Linked DNA regions of Homo sapiens: regions 2 and 3 are each linked to region 1. A link is a loop called in an ENCODE intact Hi-C map of the cell type or tissue named here. Cell type or tissue: MCF 10A. All regions are shown on one strand.

What was found. A loop is a pair of places that touch in the nucleus more often than their neighbours do. Peaks named below come from ENCODE experiments on the same cell type or tissue, not always from the same donor. Only the 100,000 strongest peaks of a DNase experiment are listed, where the experiment ranks them.
Region 2: it touches region 1 in a loop (4-fold over the local background); 3 of 110 quality-filtered maps call a loop at or near these places.
Region 3: it touches region 1 in a loop (3-fold over the local background); 2 of 110 quality-filtered maps call a loop at or near these places.

What each region holds. Positions count from the first base shown.
Region 1 is chr3:55,326,715-55,334,714 of GRCh38, forward strand. The region is part of intron 1 of LOC124906243 (a long non-coding RNA gene); the gene reads right to left. Among named protein-coding and RNA genes, the nearest start is that of LINC02030, 100 kb to the left of the region's middle. In MCF 10A, no CTCF peak of the experiment used is centred here; DNase peaks (open chromatin) are centred at 3,357 and 3,847.
Region 2 is chr3:55,185,797-55,193,796 of GRCh38, forward strand. It overlaps LINC02017 (long intergenic non-protein coding RNA 2017), which reads left to right. Exons shown (of 3, transcript NR_147142.1): 2 at 922-1,031; 3 at 3,300-3,418. The region is part of intron 2 of LOC124906243 (a long non-coding RNA gene); the gene reads right to left. Among named protein-coding and RNA genes, the nearest start is that of LINC02017, 12 kb to the left of the region's middle. In MCF 10A, no CTCF peak of the experiment used is centred here; DNase peaks (open chromatin) are centred at 3,815 and 6,415.
Region 3 is chr3:54,879,047-54,887,046 of GRCh38, forward strand. It overlaps CACNA2D3 (calcium voltage-gated channel auxiliary subunit alpha2delta 3), which reads left to right. Exons shown (of 38, transcript NM_018398.3): 19 at 1-43; 20 at 304-365; 21 at 1,750-1,817; 22 at 6,235-6,280; 23 at 6,443-6,540. All of the region lies in intron 3 of CACNA2D3-AS1 (CACNA2D3 antisense RNA 1), which reads right to left. Among named protein-coding and RNA genes, the nearest start is that of CACNA2D3-AS1, 18 kb to the right of the region's middle. In MCF 10A, no CTCF peak of the experiment used is centred here; a DNase peak (open chromatin) is centred at 3,635.

The sequences.
Region 1 (8,000 bases):
GAAACTTACCACTTGGAATCTATTCTGGTAGAGATGGGAGGGGTTAAGAAAGAATCTACCTATGAGCTTTTTTCTTTACAGAAGACTGTACTAAAGCTCTCTCCTCTCTCTCTCCACATTTCTTCTTTCTCTTAATTGCTTTCTCTCTTTACTATTTTTCTTTCCATCTCATTCTCTTACTTCACTTCCTTTTCATCATTTTTTCTTTAACTTCTTTTTTGTTCTTTTGTCACTCTAGCTTTACCATGAGTCTATCACATTCTACTGCAAACAGATCTTCCGGGGTCTTATACCTGCCCTCAGCATTGTATTTCCTCATTTGCAGCATCTTAGCATGAAGCACACACATAAACCGCCCCACCCCCACCCCGCCCCCAGTCCCAGTGTCTGCCTGTAGTGGAAATCTATCATTTCCATTCATCCCTTACCCTCTTTTTGGAAAGAGCATGCCAATGCTCCTTGGAAGAACCATCTCTCCCCTGGTTTCCATGTATCCCTTCCCTTCTCCAGCTCCAGGGATCTGCACACATCTGGCAAGTGAGAGCACTCCATCCCTCAAGCTCAGTGACTGGTTCACAGATGGCCACATGAGTCAACCCAGGCCAATGAGATCAATCCCAGGATTTTTTTCTGCTGAGTTGTGAAGCTAGTGTGATGAGTCTAGAATTCATCTTTGCCACCAGTTGGAGATAGACTGCTTGAAAAAGAAACCAAACAGTGGTAAGCAGAGCTGAGGGATTATAACAGATCACTAACCATGTTATTTGAGCACCTGCATCCAGCCACGGCTGAAGCTGGACTATTTAGTCTTCTGAATTTCACAAGCCAGTAAATGACTTTCCAAAGTTAAGCCAGTTTGAAGTGTTATAATAGATTAATCTGGTACTACTCCTTAGATGCATGCCTTTGCCTTGTGAATTTACAGTTTCTCTAATAAAGAGTCAGAATCTATTTCCCCTCCCCTTGAATCTGGGCTGGCCTTGTGACTTTCCTTAGCGATTAGGATGTTAGCCAGCAAAAATAGAGGTTTGAAATGTGTTTATGTGATAGAACTTGTTCATTCACACACTTCTGTTATTGCCATGGGAATATGCCAGAGCCAGCCTGCTAGAGGATGAGAGGCACAGGGCCCAATTGCCAATGTGACCCCAGCCAATAACCAGCTGACCCCAAGACATGTGAATGAGCTCAATCAAGAACAGAAGGATCACCCAATCAAGCCCAGTATAAATTTCTTTAAAAAAATAGAGACAGAGTCTTGCCGTGTTACCCAGGCTGGTCTCAAGCTCCTGGGCTCAAGCAATCCTTCCATCTTAGCCTCCCAAAGTGTTGGGATTGCAGGTGTGAACCCCCAAAGCTGGTCAAGCAGTATAAATCTCTGACCCACAGACTCATGAGCTAAATAAATGCTTATTGTTTTAAGTCACTGAATTTTAGAGTGGTTTGTTAAACAGACAATGGTGTCAATAAATAGCTGAGAGTGTTCTTTTCCCATTATTTGCAGCCAAGGGAGTCTAAATATATTAGTGCCCATATGGGATCCCACACAGCTGCTGGTATTTCTCTCATTATCACATTTAATGTGCTCTTTTGTAATTGATATTTACCTATCTGTACATCCTTCCAAACCAGCACTGTCCAACAGAACTCTTACAAAGATAGAGACACTCTATTCTGGCATTGTCCACAATGACAGCCACTAGCTACGTGTGGCTACTGAGTACTTGAAGTGGGCCTGGTATGATTAAGAAATGGAGTTTTGAATTTCATTTAATTTGGATTAGTTTAAGTTTAAATAGCCACCTGCAGTTAGTGCCTAGCATATTGAACAGCACAGCCCTAATATCTAAACTCTTTAAAAGCAGGAGTTGTATCCATCTTGTTCATTATCACATGTCCAGGGGAAGAGATGGGGTTAATAATTTTTTATGATAAGGAAATATATTCTTCTAACTTCCTTAGGAATTTCTCACTCCCTGGTAAGTAGACCCATCAAACCTAATGAGGTAAATAACCTTAGATGTCACCAATTTTCATAAGCACCATAAACCACTCAGCAACATTTTGTCTGGGGGACAATACTATCCTGGTCACAACACCCCAAACTCCAAAGATTTAGTACTGTTATTGGCTAGTGTATTAGTCTGTTTTCACACTGCTGATAAAGACACACCCAAGACTGGGCAATTTACAAAAGAAGAGGTTTAATTGGACTTAAAGTTCCACATGGCTGGGGAAGCCTCACTATCATGGTGGAGGTCAAGGAGGAACAAGTCGCATGTTACATGGATGGCAGCAGGCAAAGGGTGCTTGTGCAGGGCAATTCCCATTTTTAAAATCATCAGATCTCTTGAGACCCATTCACTATCACAAAAACAGCACAGGAAAGACCCACCCCCATAATTCAATCATCTCCCACTTGGTCCCTCCCACAACACATGGGAATTATGGGAGCTACAAGATGAGATTTGGGTGGCGACACAGAGCCAAACCATATCAGCTAGTAAGCAAAAAGGAACTTTCTGGATAAATCCTAAGCAAACATGAAAGTACAGTTGTTCCTACCACATGTGTTTCTTTTCAATGACAAACAGACCCTAAGATGTGTCCTGCTTCTGGTTAGAGGATAACCTCCAGGAGGCCCAAAGGAGAGGGAAGCAGCAGGATTAATTCTTAAGTAGCTCAAACACCACAGGAATTAGAACTCTCAGAGAAGCACCTGCCTTAATCCCTTCCAGTGTTGGGAATATTGGAGCAGATGCCTCTACAAGTGCTCAAGGGTGTGGTACGAAGTGGCTGGGTGGAAGGAAAGATGAGAGTTAAGTTTCTAAGATAGAGTGTTCAACCTCACAGGTGACCAAAGGACCTCACAACCAGCCCAATTCCTGATTTGTGCCAGGCAAAAGCAAGAGGACTCTGAATTGCTTTCACATATCTAGAACTCTTTTTGTTCTTCCTAAGATGTTATTGGTTTTTTAGAAAGACCTTTCCATTTCTGTGATACAGAAGTAAGAGTCCAAGGTGTTAGCTGAAAACAGTGCTTACCATGTAAAAGAGGCCCGAAAAATACTTAAATAACTGCTATAAAAATAAGTACTGTTGTTTGCAATACTTCATATTAAACAATGGCCATCTCTCAAGAAGGCAGAAAGGAGGTTGAACTTACTTTTTTGTGATATTGAGTTGCCCTCTTTGTGTCTTCTGCATATATATTAGAGGCGTTATAGAAAAAATACTTTCTAAGCCATATGTTGCAAGTCATAAGTACAGGATGTTTTTCTAGCCAAATCTCATCCAACTCAGAAATGCTTTCAGGGTTCTTCAGGCTCACTTTTCATACCATGGTGTGTCTCATTATTCAAGATCAGCTGGAGCCCAGAAGTGACTCAGTCCACTTGAATCACTGAGATTTGAGGGATTTGAGCTGAGCATAAAAGGGCAAAAAATTAACTGTGGCCAAACAGAAGGTGACAAATTCTCATAAAGGAATTATATACCTTTTAAGTTTTGATTAAAGAGATGGATGCTGAATATACTCCCAGAATAATAACAACATGAATATCACTGATCACAGTACCCATATTAACAATAACTTATTGCTTAATATATGCTCAGCACTTTAATAAGTACTTTACAAGTACTCTCTCACTTGTTCTTCAAAAGAACCTTTGCATTAGGGACCATCAACATATTCAGTTAATGAACGAAGAAACTGGGGCTCAGAGATTTAAAAAAAAAAAAAAATTGTCCAAGGTCACACTCCTAGAAAGTGGGAGAGTCAAGATTCAAAGCCAGGTCCTCTGGCTAGGAGGCCCAGGCTCTCAACCACTGAGTCATAGGATTGCTGCTTGGTAACTGCCTTAAAGCCTTGGAAAGCCAAATACCGCAGCAACGTGAATCCCTAGGAAGCTTAGTCAATGTTTTCTTAACAACCCTAACTGCACCTGAAAACAAGTAAACATTAAAAACTGCGTTTTGGAGGGTTTTTTTTTTTTTTTTTTACACACCAGGAAGTCTAGACACCTGCCTTTGTATATTTTCTGGAGGGGGGAAAAATAGACTCATTGTATGAAATTTATTTCAACCATTTAGGGAGATTTTAGTAAAGATAGGTTACATTTGCTATTCAGCAGTGAGACATAAATGTTTAACACAAGGTCTTCCTCCTCACCCACCCCTCCCCTACGGATGCTTTGAATAATGCAAAGTCTGTTTTAAGCTCTGCTGATTTACTCAAGAAAAGGGTCAGAATATTTTGAAATGTTGGTCATACAATCTGGCATACGGAGCATTAAAACTTAGGGTAAAACTCAACAAGCTACTTCCTGTCTGCTGCTTCTCGAGACTTCATGGGCTCATAACACTTAATAAAAAAAATGAGCTGTAAATAATACCTGATTTAAACTGCATGTCTCATTAAATGAACTAGACATTTGGAAGATCTTTTCATTCTTGCCGGAGAGTATATAAGCCTTTTGTGCATAATATGTTAACTTCCTGCTCTTTGAGGACTATGTGCTAGACACTTCACTCTTGGCTTGATTCCGATGGACTGATTGATAGTCAAACATCTTTGATCCACAAAACTGCAATTTCATATGGTCTACCTAACAAATGCTTTACATGTTTTATCTTCTAATCCTTACAACAACTGGTAAGGTAAGTCCTCTTACTCTTCCAAGTTCATTCATATATCAACTCCAGGAGGACAGAAACTCATGGGCTTTATCACTGCCAAGTCTTAAGTGCTTAAAATGGGACCTAGCATATAGTAGGTGCTCATTAATTATTGGATGAATCACTATATGCATGGATGGATGGATGAATGGGTGGATGAATGAATGGATGGATGGATGAGTGGGTGGATGAACATGTGAATGAATGGATGGATGGGTGGGTGGGTGGGTGGGTGGGTGGATGGATGGATGGATGGATGGATGGATGGACGGATGAGTGGGTGGATGGATGGATGAGTGGGTGGATGAATAGCTGAATGGATGGATGGATGAGTAGGTGGGTGGGTGGCTGGGTGAATGGGCGGTTGGTAGGTAGGTGGGTGAATAGATGGACAGATGGATGAATGGGTGGATAGATGGGAAACTAAAGCCTAGGTAGATCATTCAGCAAGAAATTGGCCAAGCCAGGCTTTGAACCCAGGTCTGCATGTTCCTGTGATTGTCCTGCAAAGCCTTTCATTCACTAAGCATGCAACCGGTTAAAGAGAGAATGCACCAATTGCAACTCTCATTTCTAGTCCCATGACCTTTCTCTAAAAGTCACTCCCTGTGTATGTGGGCAGAGGAAGAACCTGGGACATCCTGTGGCAACACAGCCAACTGTCTGCTCAGGCCTTTCCAGGCCCTAGATATTTGGGTCAAGAGGGACAGCAGAGGGGCAACCGTGCTGCAAAGAGTTTCAAATGCCCTTGATACTGAAAAGATGGGAAGGGCGTGGGAATAGCCAGAGGTTACATGGAAGGACAAACATCACAACTGGAGGAGACTGAGGTGGAGAGGAGGCCTGAGATTGCACGTGCAGACCTGTGGAACTGTTTCCACATTATCCACATCAGGCTGCAATGCTTCATTAAGTGGGGCCCCCAAGGGTTAACCAGGAAGGTGGAGGGGACAGAACAGAGCAGGGGAAAATAAATCTTGAGGAGGAGGAAGAAGGGGAAGAAACTCGGGCTGGAATCACTTTGTTTTATGAATAGTTTATGAGGCGTATCAGGAGTCACCCTAACGGGCAAGGGCTGGAATGTTTTCTAACTTTAAAGTGAAAGCCGCCCACCAGGCTGCGAGAGTGGGAGCGGCAAAATATGAAAAACACGGAGGCCCCTCTCTGCACTGCCCATCTATCTTGTAAACCATGGATCTCCAAGGCGCATATACTAGCAAATGTGTCTCACTTGGGATGCTAAAACCACCTTGGAGTTTTACACAGCCACTGTGCCCAGCTAAATGTTTTCAGGCGACTTCTCTCTTGCCTGGAAAAGTATCATGGGTGGACCCTGCGGCTGAGGAGACATTTGGAGGGGAGGACCACAGAGCCGGGTGTGGCACGGGGTGGTGGGGGGGCAGTGCTTACATCTACACCAACTGCATATACACTGGTCACCATGGAGCAAGGAGGAAGTACAGCCAGGACTAGGTGGTCTTGCTGTGGAGCTAAAGAACACACAAGAAGCCTCAGAAAGAAATCTTTATTTGTCCAAATGAGCTTGATGCCTTTAGCAGTTCTCTCTCCACCCACAGGCAAAGCCACAGGCGCCCCATAAACTGACCCCACTATCCAAGGCCTTGGGGAAACATTTCCTCCATGCCTTCCCCAACCCCTGGACTCCAGGTCTCAGGATGGAGCCCCACACCTCCGTGGTTGACCTGCCTTTGTCTAGGCTGCTCCTATGCCCTTGCCCATCCCTACAACTTATCCCAGCAACATCCCTTGGGTTCTTGAGGCCAATGTCCAAGATTCCCCTTTGCCCCACTGTCCAGGCAGTGTCTGTGCTCACACTCACTTCTGGATTCAAGCCACGGTCTGACCCTGAGCCTCCTGCTTGCTTGGAATGTGAATTCAGACTTTAGTCAGCAGGCTAATGCAAGGGACACCGCTGGTGCACAGGCTGCAGATTAAGGGCGGGGAGACATCCCATTATTGGGTGCACATTCTCAGCCTCCACCCTAACACACTGCCCTCTCCTCTTCCATTCACAAGCCCTGAAAATCTGGCTTTCCAAGACATCCCCCTACCCAAGCTGCTCTAACTCAGTGGAAATTCAAGCCAACGTTTCTTCTTGATAAGGTTTTCTCTTATGCTGAGTTGAAAAGGTTTTTGTCTTTTTTTTCCCCCTTCCAGAAAGGTTGGAGAGTTATTCGGAAGGTCTAGTATGTGCTGGTGTCCTTGCAATCACACCTGCTCTGCCTCAGAACATGCTGTTCTTTATGTTGGGGTAGAGTCTGTATATCTACTTGAGAAGACCCTGCTACCCTCTGGCACTCTCATGGCTCATCCTGGAATACGAACTATTCCTCATAGGAAATGGATAATACAATATCAGTGAAGATATTAAACATAGCACCTGGCCAGGAAATTCATGGTGTCCAATGAATGAAGCTTGTTTCTTTGCTTCATTCATTCATTCATTCATTTGAAATTAATTAGTGCCTGCCATGTATCAAAACATGGTCAAAGTCCTCAGAGTTCACAGTTTAGTGAGGGGAGAGAAGCAATACAGAAACCCATAAATAGATGAACATGATCATTTAACATAGTAGCAAGGCTATGGAGACAATACTGGAATTGAGAGTGAAAAGCAGACTTAGAAGGATGGAAGTGTGGTGGAGATCTATGTATAACCCCCCACAGAGAGCAAAGCAAGGTTAAGCAACCCTACTATCTGGAAGTTTTCTCCAAACCCAACAGATTCCTAAAGAGTTAGTCTGAGCTCTGAGAAAGAAAAAAGTAAGAACCCTTTTTCTAAACAGGGCTGGTCTGACTGTACAAAAGCCATTCTACTACAAAGACTAAACCCAGGTTCTGATGTTGGCATTTCAGTGTGAGGAAAGAAAGATTCCTGGCTGGAAGCAGCAGCAAAGGTCACTAAATGAGAGAGTGCATGGGTGGGAACACCCAGTCAACTGGGCTTGAACACATAGAAGATGGTGGTGAGAGGGAAAATTCCCTTCTGACTAGTTCTAGGCCTGGACAATGGGACCATCCACAGCAGCTGTTGGGCACCTTCCTAAGGTGGAGAATCCAATAGCTCCCCATTGAAGCCAAAAGACACATCGATCCTCGTGGGCAGGTGCTGCAAGTCATAAGCTTAGGAATTTGGGGGCTATGGTCAAGTCTCTCAAGGCATTCCTATTTGCATCCTACTTTAGGTAACTGTGGGTGCCACGTGGTCAAATACTGCAGGGGATGGGGGTTGGAGCAAAGCAGGGCGATGCCTGGGAAGTGTAAAAACGAATCCTTGGCTAGTGTCAAGGGAGTTGGCCTGG
Region 2 (8,000 bases), 140 kb before region 1:
AGCCTCACGTTTTATTTGTTGTGTTTTTTTTTTTAAATGAGATCCAGAGAGAGAGAGAGAGAGAGAGAGAGAGAAAAGAGAGAGAACTCTGTAGCAAGAAGACACATGGTAATTCTACTTGAGAGGGTGCTGTAGGTGAAATGAAATACTCAGTCCTTGACCTTGAAGAATACATACGGTACGGCCTGGTACGGAAGACTAGATAAACTGCATAAGATGAAAACATAATTCTGACCACAGTCAACAGAATGAGAGTCATACAGTAAAGTTCTAAAGAAACTTCATGGAAAGAACTATTTCTATGTTGTGTGTGTGTGTGTGTGTGTGTGTGTGTGTGTGTGTGTGTGTGTGTGTGTTGTGCTGTCTGTCCATCTTTAACAGGAAAATGGAATTGAGTGATAGTTCAGTGATTTTCAACTCAGCCATTTTTCTTCTTTTAAAGAAAGGTTTCTCTAAATATTAACAGCTTCATTAAACGCATTCCTTCAATAAGCATTTCTTCAACAATTGTAATGTTCCAGCAATATACTGGTGAGAGAGTTAACAATAATCAATAGGACAGGGACAGTTTGAAGGACATTTGATAGAAAAGGAATCTGAGGCCCAGTAGAACATGTTCTGAGAATAATAATTTTAATCTGGAAATCTTCCTATGCATTGTCAGTGTTGAAGGGGAGTTTGGAAATAACAGGGCAGTACAGGGATGCAGAGGGCTCACTCATCAGGTTTGGGAGGCAGAAGGTAACAGAGGGGGACACTCAAATGTGGCAGTAAGTGCAGGAATTCTTACAGGTGGACAGGAGTTATCAAGGGAAGGGATGAGAGGAGGAGCCAAGCTGGGGCACATTTAGAGGAATTCCAGTACTCACATCAATGGGAAATAATGTTTGACCAGTGTTATTGTTTTGTTTGCTTGCACAGTGTAAGTCGTACTTCTTTGTCCTTTTCTGGAAATCACGAATGTGAATGTCATTTGCAGCATGCATTCGTGCAGTGGATGGAAGTTCTCCAGGGACCAGGCTTTCTTCAAGGTAAATCGCTGCTATAACTCCAGGATAGACAACCACATCTGGCTCTGAATGGGTGTCAGTAAATATAAATGTGGAAGTTTATCCACTGAGTACAGTCAAAATGTGATTCCCTTTAGTTTGAATTCATTGTTGCTAAGTTTACTGAAGTAAAGGGAAAGAATTCTCTAGAATTTTCTATTCTGGTACCACACGAAGTAATTAAAACCCCTACTTGAGGGGAATGTCTGTTTTTGGCCTTGATCATGTCATGTTGCCTAAAAGGAGTTTGGCTTCAGGACGAATTTCAGAGGCCACAGGCCAGTGAGTGTATCCAGTCCCGTTGGTGGCCCTGCCTTGGGTGGGTGAATACACCTGTGGAGCTATCAGTGGGTTCCTTAATATCACCGGGCTTTTCCTCAAATGGAGAGAGACTTGTTGGAAAAGATAAGAAATGTTTTTGTAAAATTCTCCTAAATGTGGCTCCTTTCTTTATTAGAAATATAGTAGTTTCATTTCAAAGGAGAAAACTTTGTTGCCTATTCTTCAATGTTGAAGAGCTGAGGTGGCATTTATGGGTTCTATATCAATATTATAAAGTTAAACATGAACACTGATCATCTTCTTTTAGCTTTAACCAACCAGTGCAGCTAATTGGCTGAACTAGACTTTGCACTGAGTTTCCTTTAAGTTAAAGGAGAGCTGGGTGAATCTTCCCAATAGAAGAACATCTCGGATTTCTCCCCAAACTCTGACCTACCTCACTGCTGGAGGCTTTTAAAAGAACAGACAAAAATTTCAACTTTTACAGCACGAACTTCCTTTAGGGCTTCCAGTAAGACTGCTGTGCAATACCAGCCATAAAGGAGAGGGGGGAGGAAATTGGAAAATAAGGGCTAAGAAACTAGATAGGGGATGGCAAGTAAATATCAACTCTGATTGATTAATGGTTGCTGCTAGGAGCACCGGGTTGGAAGGATCAGAAAGTTACATCTGGGGTCATTGGAAAGACCACCATGATTGATGATCATTGTCTGCCTTAGCTACAGAGCGGGATATAGGCCCGGATGCAATGACTTGCCGTCACCAATAGTTGATAACATCCCTCTGACTCACGTGTCCTGTGAGTCTACATAGGCAAAATTTTCATTTAGAAATAATAGATACTTTTTCAAAGATATAAGGATATAAAAGATTGCAGATTATAGAAAATTAGTGGCCTGGACCAAGCTCTTTCTTTAAGACTGCAGAGTCTACTGGGGAGGCCAATAACGCACATAACTAAATAGACTAGAAGACCAAATATAGGGGTCCAAAAGTGACTAATTCTCAGTAGGTTTGGATGTGGTTTGTCCCTGCCAAAACTCATGTTGAAATTTAATCACCAATGTAGTGCTGTTGGGAGGTGGTACCTTTAAGAGGTGATTAGGTTTCTTTGTTTTGGTTTGTTTTTTGTTTTTTGATTTTTTGAGACGGAGTCTCTCTCTGTCTCTAGGCTGGAGTGCAGTGGTACGATCTCAGCCCACTGCAACCTCTGCCTCACGGGTTCAGGCGATTCTCCGGCCTCAGCCTCCCAAGTAGCTGGGACTACAGGTGCAAGCCACCACGCCTGGCTAATTTTTGTATTTTTAGTAGAGACAGGGTTTCACCCTGTTGGCCAGGACAGTCTTGATCTCTTGACCTCGTGATCCGCCCACCTCAGCCTCCCAAAGTACTGGAATTACAGGCATGAACCACCAAGCCCAGCTGGTGATTAGGTTTTTAAGATGGATTTCTTGAGAGGCTGCATTAGTTTTACTGGGAATGGATTCGTTCTCAGGAGAGACAGAGCTTCTCCTTTCTTCTGCTTTCTGCCATGAGTTGAAGCAGCTTGACGCCCTCACCAGATGGACTGCCAGATCTTGAACTTCCCAGCCTCCACAACCATGAATTAAATAAGCCTCTTTTCTTTAGAAATTACACAGTCTTACTTTGTGTAAGTCTTATTCTGTTATAGTAACAAAAATAGACTAAGGTGGCATAGGGAAAATGTTCTGGAAAGGAGGGAATCAGACCTTGGCTTTAGAGGTAGAATAGTGGTCCAAAAGGCACAAGGGACAGAATTCCCTGCAGCAGGAACCCAGATGAGCAAAGGCCCTGAGATGGAGACGGCCATGGGACATTTGGAGTCCTGGATTTGCTGAAGCAGCAGAAGAAAATAGTGAGTCTTAGAGGGAGGACGGAGGTGGAAGAGGGAGCTGCGAACATAGCCAGGACGTTAAGAACTACAAGAATTTGAATTTTATTCTCTAGGCAATGGGGAGCCACGGAAATCTTTGAAGCAGAGGAGTGTCCTATTCAGAACTCTTCTATTAAATGATTATTGTGCAGCAGGGTGGAAGCTGGATTAACAGGAGAAACACTGGAGACAAGGAAATTCAATTTAAAGTCTACTGCAAGAGGTAAGGAGGGCTTGACCAAGGTCAGGGTCAGGGGCTCTAGAAAGAGGAGGTTGGGCACATGCCCCTGTGGGAGGGGAAGCTGGGGCAGCAGTGGCAGCCATCTCTTGTGTTCCAGGCCAGCAAGGTCTCTCTCTCAGTCCCAGACCCACACTGTTCTTCAGTAGGGGGCAGGAGGGCAAGAGATCTTGCTCTGGGGGAATAGGTCAGCAGGCTTCTGTTCTGAGAAAAATATGCCGACCTTTATCTTTTTCCTAGCGCCTTGACACCAACATGACCCTGACCGACATTTTCCTTTTTCGTCATGGCTGTACTTTTCCATTTAAATAAGATGCAAGCCCATTTCCATGGGGATTCCAGGAAGTCTGGAAGGGTGAGTCATCTCCCGACTTGGGATGCAGCAGGCACATTATTGCTCTGTTTTCAATCCTAGAATCTGGAAGTTGGGGAGGATCTTAAATATCCCATCTGACTTCCCTTAGGCAAGAAAGAAAGGTATGCAAACAGACCATCAACAATGCCAATGGGCCTCTGATGGTGAGGAAGACACAGAGGTTTGATGTGGGGAGCGGGGGAATAAAACTTCATGCCCTATCCGCACTGTGGCTGTCCTTAAACCACAGCTACAACAAAGAAGCCCATGTTTATTATGCTGTATTTGGGGAGGGAAGCAAATTGGCGCTGGATTGTCTCAGGCCAATAAAATATTAAATTGCTATAGAAATAATACCTTGTCACGAAAGGGATCCCCTTTCATGTTAATACTTGTGTATCAAATTAGGCTAATGCTATATAAGGCTGTTACAATACTGTGCTAATCCGGAGAGTGAATGAACTTAGATATGCATATTAGTATTTAGCTAAATTAATAAAACCCACAGCCAAATGCTCCACCAACTATGAGCCTGATGTTCCTAACATGGTTGTAATTTACTGCAAATGTCTCCTCCAAGTCAGTGTCCTCCTTAGGAATTTTTATTGTCATAGTCCCTCAGTGTCAGGTCTTCCTGCTATTGACTTAAATCATGGACATTTTAACCTATATTCAGATTCAAAATTAAACACATTTTGTAGCATGCTCAAATGATTCTGATGTTGTACGAGGGAATGTCTTTATTCCTTTGAGACATCTGGAGCAGGCCACCAGTCCATGTGGCCGATCCCTTTCTTGCCCTGTCCAGATGTTCCGCCTTAAAGAGTGTTGCTATGTCTGAAGCACACCAGCGTGATTCAGGAGCTTAGTACGTGAAAAGAGTCAAAAGGGCTCTTTTCACAGTTCCGTTGTTCACTCCCCTTTCCCAAAGATCAGGGAGAGGCTCTGAGGAAGATAGAGTGACTGAGCCTGTCTCTCTGTCTCACTGACAGATGTGGATATCCATCCAGGCTTTCTTTTCTAAGCCCTCTGCAATCCTTCCTGGGGTGGGGGTATTTGTAGTACAAGGACATTATTCTGAAATCTGTCAGTCTTCATGTTAAGTGGATTCTTACATGTTCACGCCTTGCTTATTTTAAAGTAAATTTATGTGTGGTCATAAGAGTGTTCTGAGACAGGGAGATTACTCCCGGAGCCATTCACTCTCTCAGAACGAATGGAAAGGGGGGCAGTTTGGCTTGGCAGTTCCTGAGATGACAGAGTTCCTTGGGGGCATTAGCCAGCTGTCCTGGTAGATGAAGGGTCTGGGACTGGTTAGACCAATCCTAGTAGCTGCAGTCCTACAGAGGATTCACCTAGAACAGCTCTACCTGAACTATGGACTGTGGACCAGCAGCATCAGCATCAACTAAGGCTGGGTTAGAAATGCCCTGTCTCTGGTTTCATCCCAGACCCCCTGAATCAGAGTCTCCAAGCATCAGACCCAGGAATCTGTATTTTAACAAGCTTTTCCAGGTAGTTTTATGAATGCTAAAGTGTGAGAAGCATCAATCTAGCATGTGGAGTGTGTCATACCCTCAAACCATGGTTCAAACCAAACTTGCCCATCGCCCTGATATAGTCATTACCATGACAGCCTCTTTCACTTCCAACCTGTATGTTTTAGAAACTTAACCATGAATGAAGCCCAAGTTCACATCCTTTCTCAGCTCCTGACAGTCTTTCACAAGCTGCCGGGATACTTCAGAATTACTAGTTTAAAATATAGGGCTGGGAATGTAATATGGAATTAAACATAAATAGATTTCATAGTCAAAGACTCATGACACCCACAAATGTGCTGAAAAAGATTTATATTCAACCAACAATATTTTACATTTTGATAAGCTGTTTGAAAAATGTTTCCAAAGCTTATTATAAGAGATCATGTCATTTTCTCTGCTCACACAGCGGAGTAAAGGGTAGAGCTGACATTACTCCCATTTGATAGAAAAGGAATCTGAGGCCCAGTAGAACATGTTCTGAGAATAATAATTTCAATCTGGAAATCTTCCTATGCATTATCAGACTTCAGATTGGGCATGGCGGGCTGGTCAGGAGTTCGAGACCAGCCGGGCCAACATGATGAAACCCTGTCTCTACTAAAAAAAAAAAAAAAAAAAAAATTAGCTGGGCGTGGTGGCACACACCTGTAATCCCAGCTACTTGGGAGGCTGAAGCAGAAGAATCACTTGAACCCGGGAGGCAGAGGCTGCAGTGAGCCATGATCGCACCACTGCAATCCAGCCTGGGCAACAAAAATGAAACTCCATTTCAAAAAAAAAATTTTTTTCAAAACCTTTCTGGTGGAGTGCGTTGCTAAGGTCCACAGTCAGGAGGAATGTCTATCTATTGAATCAGATTAGTCTGTCCTCTGGCATTCCATCTATGGGAACTTTCAACCCCACATGAAGTGGGAGGTCCAGTTCCCACACAGGCAACAGGGACAGAAGGGATACATTCTCCATTTTCTGGAGTTCCACCAGGCACCAGGACCATCTTTCAGTGGGCAGATGACCCAATACCCCACTGGAAGCCCAACAGTGTTTTGATTTTAATGACTCCTAAGCTGAAGATGTCCCACTTAAACCAAAGCTGGGCAACCACTCAGCAGTTGGTTAATACTTAGACTATTTAGTCATTTGAAACAATGCAATTAAGGATGAATCATGGCTCAGTAACCTAAACAAAATCAAATTAACAAATGGGAAGCACTCCCTTTGGTCTGGGAGGCTAATTCATAACCTCTCACCTCAAAGTTCCCTGAACCTTTTATAGATTTCAGGGCACCCAGACTCCGAACTCCTTCCCCATTTCAGCACAGACTCAGTTGTGGCTCCTGGATTTACAGCTGATGACTGAAAGGAGAGGGCACTCTGAAGGGGCTGGCCATGGGCACCGGTATTATAGGGAAGTGGATATTTGTGCAGACATTGGGATCATGCAGACTACAACATGAGTCCCAGCTCTACCCTTTACTACTAGCAAAGTGACTTTGGATGAGTTATTTAATCAGTTTTCCTGTCTGAAATATTGAAATAAGAATAGTAACTTGCGTGTGTGTGTATACATGTGTATGTGTGTATGTATATATATGTGTGTGTGTGTTAGTGCATATATATCCATTTATATATAACCACACACATATACTACACATTATCTAGTAAGGATAACTATTAATTTGTTATGCTTTTGAATCAAGTCTAAAATACTATTGCAGAAGCATAACTCATTACCAGATAGTTTCCTATATTAGATGTAAAACTCCAGTTTTCCAACATGGTGAAACCCCATCTCTACTAAAAATACAAAAATTAGCCAGGTGCGGTGGCATGCGCCTGTAATCCCAGCTACTCAGGAGGCTGAGGCAGGAGAATCGCTTGAACCCAGGAGGCAGGAGTTGCAGTGAGTCGAGATCACACCATTGCACTCCAGCCTGGGCAACAGAGTGAGTCTCCGTCTGAAAAAAAAAAAAAAAAAAAAAAAAAAAAAAAAAACTCCAGTTTTCCTCTTGATATTAAACTATGATAATTAATGTATTTGAAATTCTGGAGATTTCAATAGGATCATAGGAACCTGGAATGTAAAAGAAGTTTACCTGGTATTTTGGGTTTTTAATAATTTCTATATTTTAATTTTTGTGGGTACATAGTAGGTGTGTATATTTATGGGGTACATGAGGTGTTTTGATATGGGCATGCAATGCACAATCATCATATTATGTAAAATGGGGTATCAATCCTCTCAAGCATTTATCCTTTGTGTTACCATCATCCAATCATACTCTTTTAGTTATTTGAAAATGTACAGTTAAATTATTATTGTCTATAGTCACCCTGTTGTGGTATCAAATACTAGATCTTAATCTTTCTATTTTTTTTTTGTACCCATTAACCATCTCCATCTCCCTGGCATCCTCCCACCACCCTTCCCAGCCTCTGGTAACCATCCTTCTACCCTCTGTCTCCATGAGTTCAATTGTTGTGATGTTTAGATCTCACAAATAAATGAGAACAAGCAATGTTTGTCTTTCTATGCCAGGCTTATTTCACTTAGCATAATGACCTCCAGTTCCATCCATGTTGTTGCAAATGACAAGATCTCATTCCTTTATTATGGCTGAATAGTACTCCATTGTGTATA
Region 3 (8,000 bases), 450 kb before region 1:
GGGGAAGTTTTCCATGGAGGTGAAGAAGACAGTGGACAAAGGGGTACATTTTTCTCAAACATTTTTGCTGCTTAATTTAAAACAAACCACTGTGAAAAATTAGCTTTGAAAGCTATATCTGGAATAAATATCTTTCGCTGAGATCATTTTTCTCTTGTCTTTACTTATCTCAAACAAGATTCATGTAGTACTGTTAACCTGATCATAGTGTGTCCATTTATTTTTATTTATTTCTGAAGACGTCACTTAGCAGACTAACCATGTTTTCTTTTCTCTACGACTTTTTTTTTTTTTTCAATCTAGAAACGGGTTTTGGTGATGACAAATGACTACTATTATACAGACATCAAGGGTACTCCTTTCAGGTAGAGCTGACCATAATACATGGACATTCCATCAGACCCATCAGTTGTGTTTGTACAAAACCTGCTGACACTCTCAGAGCTCATCATCTGAAGATAACCAAACACCCTGCCAAAAGGCTGGAAAGAGTGAGGAAGGGGCTTTTCCCAGGCTGCTTTTGTTTTCCAGAAGGGGGGGAGATGGTTCAGGCTCACCTAGGAGAACTCACTCAATCTGCCATGGCTTTGCATCTCATTGTCAAGCAAATATGCTTTGGGGGTTCCCGCTAAGGGTGAAGACAAGTGCAGAGGGTTACCAGGGTCCTTAACTATTGAACTTGCTGCTTTGTGAGTTCCATTTCACCTTTTATTTCCATGACCAAAAAAACAATCCTTCAAACCTGGAGGTGGCATATCCATTCCTACATGTTGTGCCTCTGTTTCCATTTCTCTGAACTGTCCTTGTGTGCTTGTCTACTTTTGAATCCTGTTGTTTCTCTTTGTAACAGTCCTGAAAAATGGCTTTGCCTCATTGGCTGCTTTCAGATGTGTATGTAGCATTCTAAAGTTTCCCACTACTATTAACTTAGTGTTGTAATTCATTTTGTAAAAAATTATTTCAGTAAGCCTGCTTCATATTCCTGAACTGGCGTCTCAGAGCTAAGGAGAGAAGGAGTTTACTGACTGTAGAATAATCTGAAAAATAAATTCTAGCATTGTTGTCCTAAACTGCCAAGGATCATGGGTGGATTCCATGTGGAACCAGGAGCAAATAAGGACCACATGAGCTGCTAAGTGGGTTTGCCAAATAGTCTCTCTAACGTAAGGGACTATGTTTTAAAAACATAGTCTCTTGCTTTTGATAAAAACGGAATGGATCTTAAATCAAGCCAGTGAGTGTGAAAAACCTATTAGACTAGGGAGAGGATTGGGCAAAGAAGCCTGCAACACAGTAATGTGGTTACACTCATGTAGTAGTGGAAGTTTTTGTTTTTGCCCTTGAGCAGGGGTCAATTTCCCGAGTCCCAAAGTCTAGGGGCTGGAGAGACCCATCTCTGGCTGAATGCAGGACAAGGGTGTATAAAGAGCAGGGCTCATGGTCCTTGGGAGGGCATCTGAGAGAAGGGCTTGCTGGAAGGGCGAGCAGTTTGCCACAACTCTGAAAACACAAAGAGTAGCCAATTGCTGCTGGCATTTCTGATCAGAAGTTACTTTGAAGCAGCTGATTGAACCTAAGAAAAACCAACACCAGTGATAATCAGTGGGGTTTTGAAAGTAAACAGTTGGAAAAATTGTTGACAGATCATAAAATGGAAATGTGAAAAATGGAAAATTAAAAAATGTTAGCCCACAAGTCTATTCGAGTCGATGCCAGGGATTTCAAGATTTGCTTTGTCTCTCTGCACAGTTTAGGTGTGGCGCTTTCCAGAGGTCATGGGAAATATTTCTTCCGAGGGAATGTAACCATCGAAGAAGGTAAGATACTGCCTGGCTCGTCTTATCCTTTGGTGTGGGAGGAAAGCTCGGGAGCTAGCTACTGAGTTAGCTGAAGAACTTGTTCATCTGTCCGCACCTGTGACCAGTCCCTTGGACATTCCACTCAAACGAATGCCTACTTGATAATTCTTAATACCTTTCTTCTTCCCTGGTGTGCCTAGATTTCAGAATGACAGGAGTTCCGATTCATGGTTGTGATTTAATTTACTTATATTCTACTTTCATCCACAAAGCTGTTGACTATGAGTAACTCACAGTCAACAGCATTATGGATGAAAGCAGAGTATCAGTAAATAGGAATCATCCCTCAAGTATATTCTTCTCATACATAAAAATCAGTACTTGGGAGAAATACAAATTTATGAAATAACTCATGCCCAGGGGAAACCATGAAAACAGAGATATGAGAGCCTTAGTCTCTCCTACACAGTTGAGCCACGTATTTCACTTGTGTTTCATGGCAGCCCTGGCCCAAAGGGAAATGTGACCATTTAAATGATTTACATAGGTCAGAGGGAGTAAGTAGCACCTTGAAGTTCCCAGACCCTCTTATCTTCATAAAGCACAGAGGCACAGTAAACTCTCAGTAAACAGGAGCAGTTGTTATAGCTCTTTAAATTTTAAAATTGCTGTCACATGTGCTATCCTTTTCATCTGCCAGCTCCCTAGTAGTTCAGAGAGGTTACCTGTCCCAGCATTAGGAGCTCACAGGGGTGGTGGACATTGTTTCTGAAGGGCACCACTCCCTGAGTGGCCTTGAGTGACTCACTTGCAGGTCATTAGGTTTTGCATGTCCACAGAGGAGGAGTGGGCCCAGAACAGTAGTCTTTCTGGATGTCTTTAGGGAGGACAGCCAGGAATGGGAAGGTCAATTATAAGCAAAGTTTTAATTGGTCGGAACTGATTACACATGTATGTGGTGAGTTTCCAGAAGCTGGGCCATCCATGGCGCCCTCAGATGATGCCACAGGGCGTGAGGAAGGAGATGGATGTTCCCTGAGACGCCAAACCCCTAGATAGCCTCTGATTTACTGCCAGTGGTCCCTGCCCGTGTTGTTTCAGGGATGTTGGTTTGTGCTTCCCAAGTGCTTGTGAGATCGTATAGGGGCAGAAAGGAGAGTAGAGAGGCTCACTGTGAGCTGGGCACAACCCAGAGTGTGCCCACCAAAGAGCTAACCATGTGGTCTCTCTTCCCAGAGACATGCCAGAGAACACAGGCAACTCTGTGACTTGAGCAAGACACTCTGCAGGATGTGTTTTCAGGATCATGTTTTCACTTCTAGAATTTTCTGCCTCTGTGGGCCATGTTGGCTCTGTGGACATCACTGCCCATGAAGCCAGAAAATTCATGTCTAAGCCATGTGAGGTCACGCTGAAGAAACAACTCATGGTCAGAACAATAGGAGAGGTTATTAAGAGATATTAACTGCCTCTCATGCGTCTGCTCCCTTGGTCAATCCTCAATACATGGGCCTGTCCCTCCCTTCCTCTCTCTCTCTCTCTCACACACACATACATACATACATGCATGGAGACACAGATACACACAGTTGTTTTGCATTGTCTTTTGGATTCTTTTTCAGTCACTATCTTCCTGTATGTTCCACAGCTGTGAGGCTAAGCAGTCACAGAGAATTTCAGAGCTAACTGTAACCACTGTGCAAAAAATTAGCTCAAATCCTCAGCAAGGGGGAGAGTGGCTGCTTATCCACCCAAATGAGGTCATATCTTCCTCTCTCTGTTGGTCCTCTGTAAATAAAAAGACTGACAATCCTGCCAGCTTTGCTGAGTAATAGAACTTAAGAAAGCTGCTTCCCCTTGGGCCAAATAGTAGAGGATCTTGTCATCTCTCTAGGAGCCGTGGTGTATTATTGTTCTCTTCTGTTCTTGGAGAGGGAAGGAGTTCCTTGGGGTTGGCAACCATACTTCTATAGGATCTTCAATAAGGAATAACTGCCTACAGAATGTGGGAATTTTCCACATGCTTTGCCAGTGCCAGAGATTACAAAGGCGGCAAATAGGTAGCTTTTGCTAAAAAATATAAAAAGTCATTACCAAGATTGAAGGTGTGGGCTATAATTCTACCTGCTGAAATTGTTTCTCTTATGAATCTTTTAATCTTTTTCAACACTTTGTATCTTTTTGTGTGTGTGTGTGATGGAGTCTTGCTCTGTTGCTGAGGCTGGAGTGCAATGGTGTGATCTCAGCTCACTGCAGCCTCCACCATCTCCTGGGTTCAGGTGATTCTCCTGCCTCAGCCTCCTGAGTAGCTGGGATTACAGGAGCATGCCACCACGCCCAGCTAATTTTTGTATTTTTAGTAGAGACAGGGTTTCACCATGTTGGTTAGACTGGTCTCGAACTCCTGACCTCGTTATCTGCCTTCCTCGGCCTCCGAAAGTGCTGGGGTTACAGGTGTGAGCCACCGCGCCTGGCCACTTTGTATCTTTTATATGTATTGCACATGATAATTGTTCAACAAATTAGAGCTTATGTCATTATTGTCAACAGTTCCAGTCATCAGTGGATATGATTTTTATCAGAAGGACCAATGTCAGAGGTGAGAGAATTAGAAAGCAATTAAATTTCCTTGGTGCCCTAGGAACCCAGAGAAGAAGCAGTCAAAAAGATCTTCCCGATAGATCTCATCTTTTCTGAGTGTCATTTATAGGTCCTGTGAAATAGAGCCAGAGATGATTTTGTAAATGAGGTTGGGAGGATGGGAACTGCAACTAGAAAAAGACTTGACACTCTAAACCCAGTTTTCTGGGAAGGTACAGTCCCTTCTCAGGGCCTTTGCACTTGTTATTCCTTCTGCCATGAGCACCCTTCCTGCCACCTACATGACTCTTCCTTTCCTCATTCAGGTCACTTTCTCAGTGAAGCCTTTCCTGACCTCCATAGTTACAATGGAATCTCTCTCTCTCTCTCTCTCTCTCCTCTCTCTCCCTTCAACCCTCCTTATCTCTTGGTCCTCCCTGTTCTTGTTCCATGTTCTCTTTTCCTTTTTAGCCCTTGCTACCATCTGATATTCTCTAAAGTTAAATTTTAATATAATTTACTATCTCTTTTCTGCCACTAGAAATTAAATACAATGAAGGCAGTAATTTTCGTTTTGTTTTTTCACTGCTATATTCTCAGGGCCTAGAATCATACCTGGCATATAGCAGATGCTCAGTAAAAGTATGGAAGAAAGGAAGGAATGGGAGGAGGGCAAAAGGAAGGAAGGAAAGTTGTTTGGTTGGGAAGAAGGAAAGGAAAAAAAGAAGAAAGGCTGCACAGATAGATGGATTGTACTAGGGACTAATCCCTGTCCCATTTAACTGTTTTCTGGCACTTGTGAGCTATGCAGTATTACTTGTATCTCATGGTAGATATAACTCAAAGAGCTGACATGACATCCCCAAGGTCATTCAGCCTGTAGGTGTTGGAGCGTGGGTATGCCCACTTGGATCATATGCAATGATGTTCATTCTAATGTATTCTCTACTTTCTGTAAAATCAAGCAGAATTGTGTGATAGGTCTAGTATTTTGCTACTTCTTTTATAGATTTGTGTTTGAGATGGAAACTGGAGTCCTGAGTGCAGTAAGATACTATCAGTCATTTAAGAAACTAACTTCCCAAAACAGGCTATAAGCATCATGGGAGTTCCCGAGGTCATCATTCAGAAGTGTATGTCTGCTGATAACCCATTAAGATCAAGCCATGTGAAAGTGCAATGAAACAGTTATCCTTGCAGAGTTAGGATGGTCTGGAACCTTCTATTAAAACTCCCAGATTCCATGCAAGCCCCAGCTCCCCTAGTTTCCTTCCCAGGCGGATGACCGTTTTCACTTAGGATCCTGTAACAACTAGCAATCTTTGCTGCTCAAAAACAGTTGAGTATTGACGACTTCATATTGTTCAACCTATGATTTCACCCTCACAACCACACATCAATTAGGGACTACTATTCCTGCTTTTCACATGAAGAAACTGACGTTTAGAGAAGTAAAATAACCTGTTGACATCACACAGGAGGTCAGTGGCCTAGCCCGGTTCCCAACTTAGACTAAATGGAGCACCAGAGAGAGTGTTTCTAAAGTCCTGTTAAGCTTCTCCCTCCGGACTCATTTGTGTATCCTCTATCTTCAAGGGGTTAAGGTTTTCCTGGGATGAACAGCCAGGGAAGGTGGCAGTGCTGGGCTGAGTGAGGTAGAGATGGGGAGAGAGTCCTGCCTGGAAGGGAACTCGTTTATTTTCCTCAGAAAATAAACCTGCTGCTCCAAGGCAGGTCCCTTAGGGTTGATGTCTACCCTTAACCCACCCCGCAGCCCTACCCTAGAATATTTGAAGCACACAGGAGGACTGGGGGAGTGATACTTATTCATGAACCCCTTCTCCTTGACCCCCAGGCCTGCATGACTTAGAACATCCCGATGTGTCCTTGGCAGATGAATGGTAAGAATTAAACCATCCCTCCTTGACCATGGCATCCTTCATTGCCCTCTTTGATTCCACATGGTTTGTGCTCCCTTGCCCAGTTTTCCTGATTCCAAGGCAAAGGAAGCAGATGCTGTAAATATTGACATGCTCTTGTTTTGGGCCATGTCATGTTCTTAGGTCCTACTGCAACACTGACCTACACCCTGAGCACCGCCATCTGTCTCAGTTAGAAGCGATTAAGCTCTACCTAAAAGGCAAAGAACCTCTGCTCCAGTGTGAGTATGCTTTCAAAAGTGTGCTGTGCCTTCAGGGGTGATGGTGGGGAATGAACTCAAAACATTTTTTGGCCTCACTTGTTAAGGGAAGCTTTGCTTTGGCAGAGATTATCAGTCACATGAAATCTAATCAAATATCTGCTTCCTGTAGGAACAGGAGAAAGAATGTGGATTATGGAAAATTGTACAGAATCCCCAATCCTGGTTTAGCTGTTTGCATTGGGCTTTGTCCCCTTCTGAACCATTTAGTCAAGCAACTGAATAGGATGAAAATGTTACAACTGGGAAGGGACTGTAAATATTTGCATATCTCCCTTATTTTGCAAATGAGAAACCAAGGCTGGAAGTAGGATTGTGCCTCATTCAAGGCTATATCTAGATCTCCTGGTTCTCCCAAGAGTAGGGTCACGACGGGGACACGTAGCCTCTCAGTGTGGTACATGCTGAGTGCCCTGCCTACCAAGCATCCCCTTCTAGGGGAGTTCAGTGAGTAGGAAATCTCTCAGCTGGTGCAAAAGAGGGAAGAGCAGTGGCAGCCCTGGATGTCCCTCAAAAGCAGGAACAGACCCTATACTCTCACAGTTTGGGCAGGGGAGAGCCACTAAAACTGATCATGATATCTGCCCCCACCTCTAACAAGCATCATGTATTCAATGACCTGAAAAGTGTTTTACATATCTAATCCTATGAGAGGTGTAAGGAGATTATCCAGCTACTAAATGACATCTCCATAGAATGGATTTACTTTTTGGGATATGCCCTGGTGGGGAAAGGATCAGATGGACATCCTGTGAGCCCAATGTGTCATTGTCTTTGACTTTTTAAGGACATATTTAAAAAACAAAAGTATAGAGACAATATGAATAATACATTTGTAGTCACCATCCAGCTTTATGCAGTCGTAATATTTTGCCACACTTACTCCAGGTGCTTTTTAAGGAATGAGACATTATAGATAAAGTTGAAGCCCCTGGGTCCCTGCTCAGCCTCGTTTCCCTCCCAAAGAGAATGACCTTCTGTATTTGTTCATTATTCTCAATAATTTAATGCTATTCCTACATATGTAGGTATCTATAAACAATATGTAGCATTAATTTTATTATTTTAAAATATATATTAAACTTTATGGTATATTGTATGAATTACTATATTATAATACATACAATATGTGTATAAAGTATATATGTACTACAACTTGTGTTTTCACCCATTATATTTTTGAAATTTGTGTTGATCATTTAGCTTTAACGCATTTATTTGCATTACTATATAGAATTCCACTACATAACTTAATATATTCATTGTCTTACTGATAAGTTATTTCTAGCTTTCGCTTTTCAGCAAAGCTCTTTTTTTTTTTTTTGCCCCCAGTCAAGGTGAGGACTGTCCTGTCCCATGTGATAATTAGTTATCCTCCTCTGCAGAGTGATTTGAAAACTCTAGGATGCCTCTCCTAGACT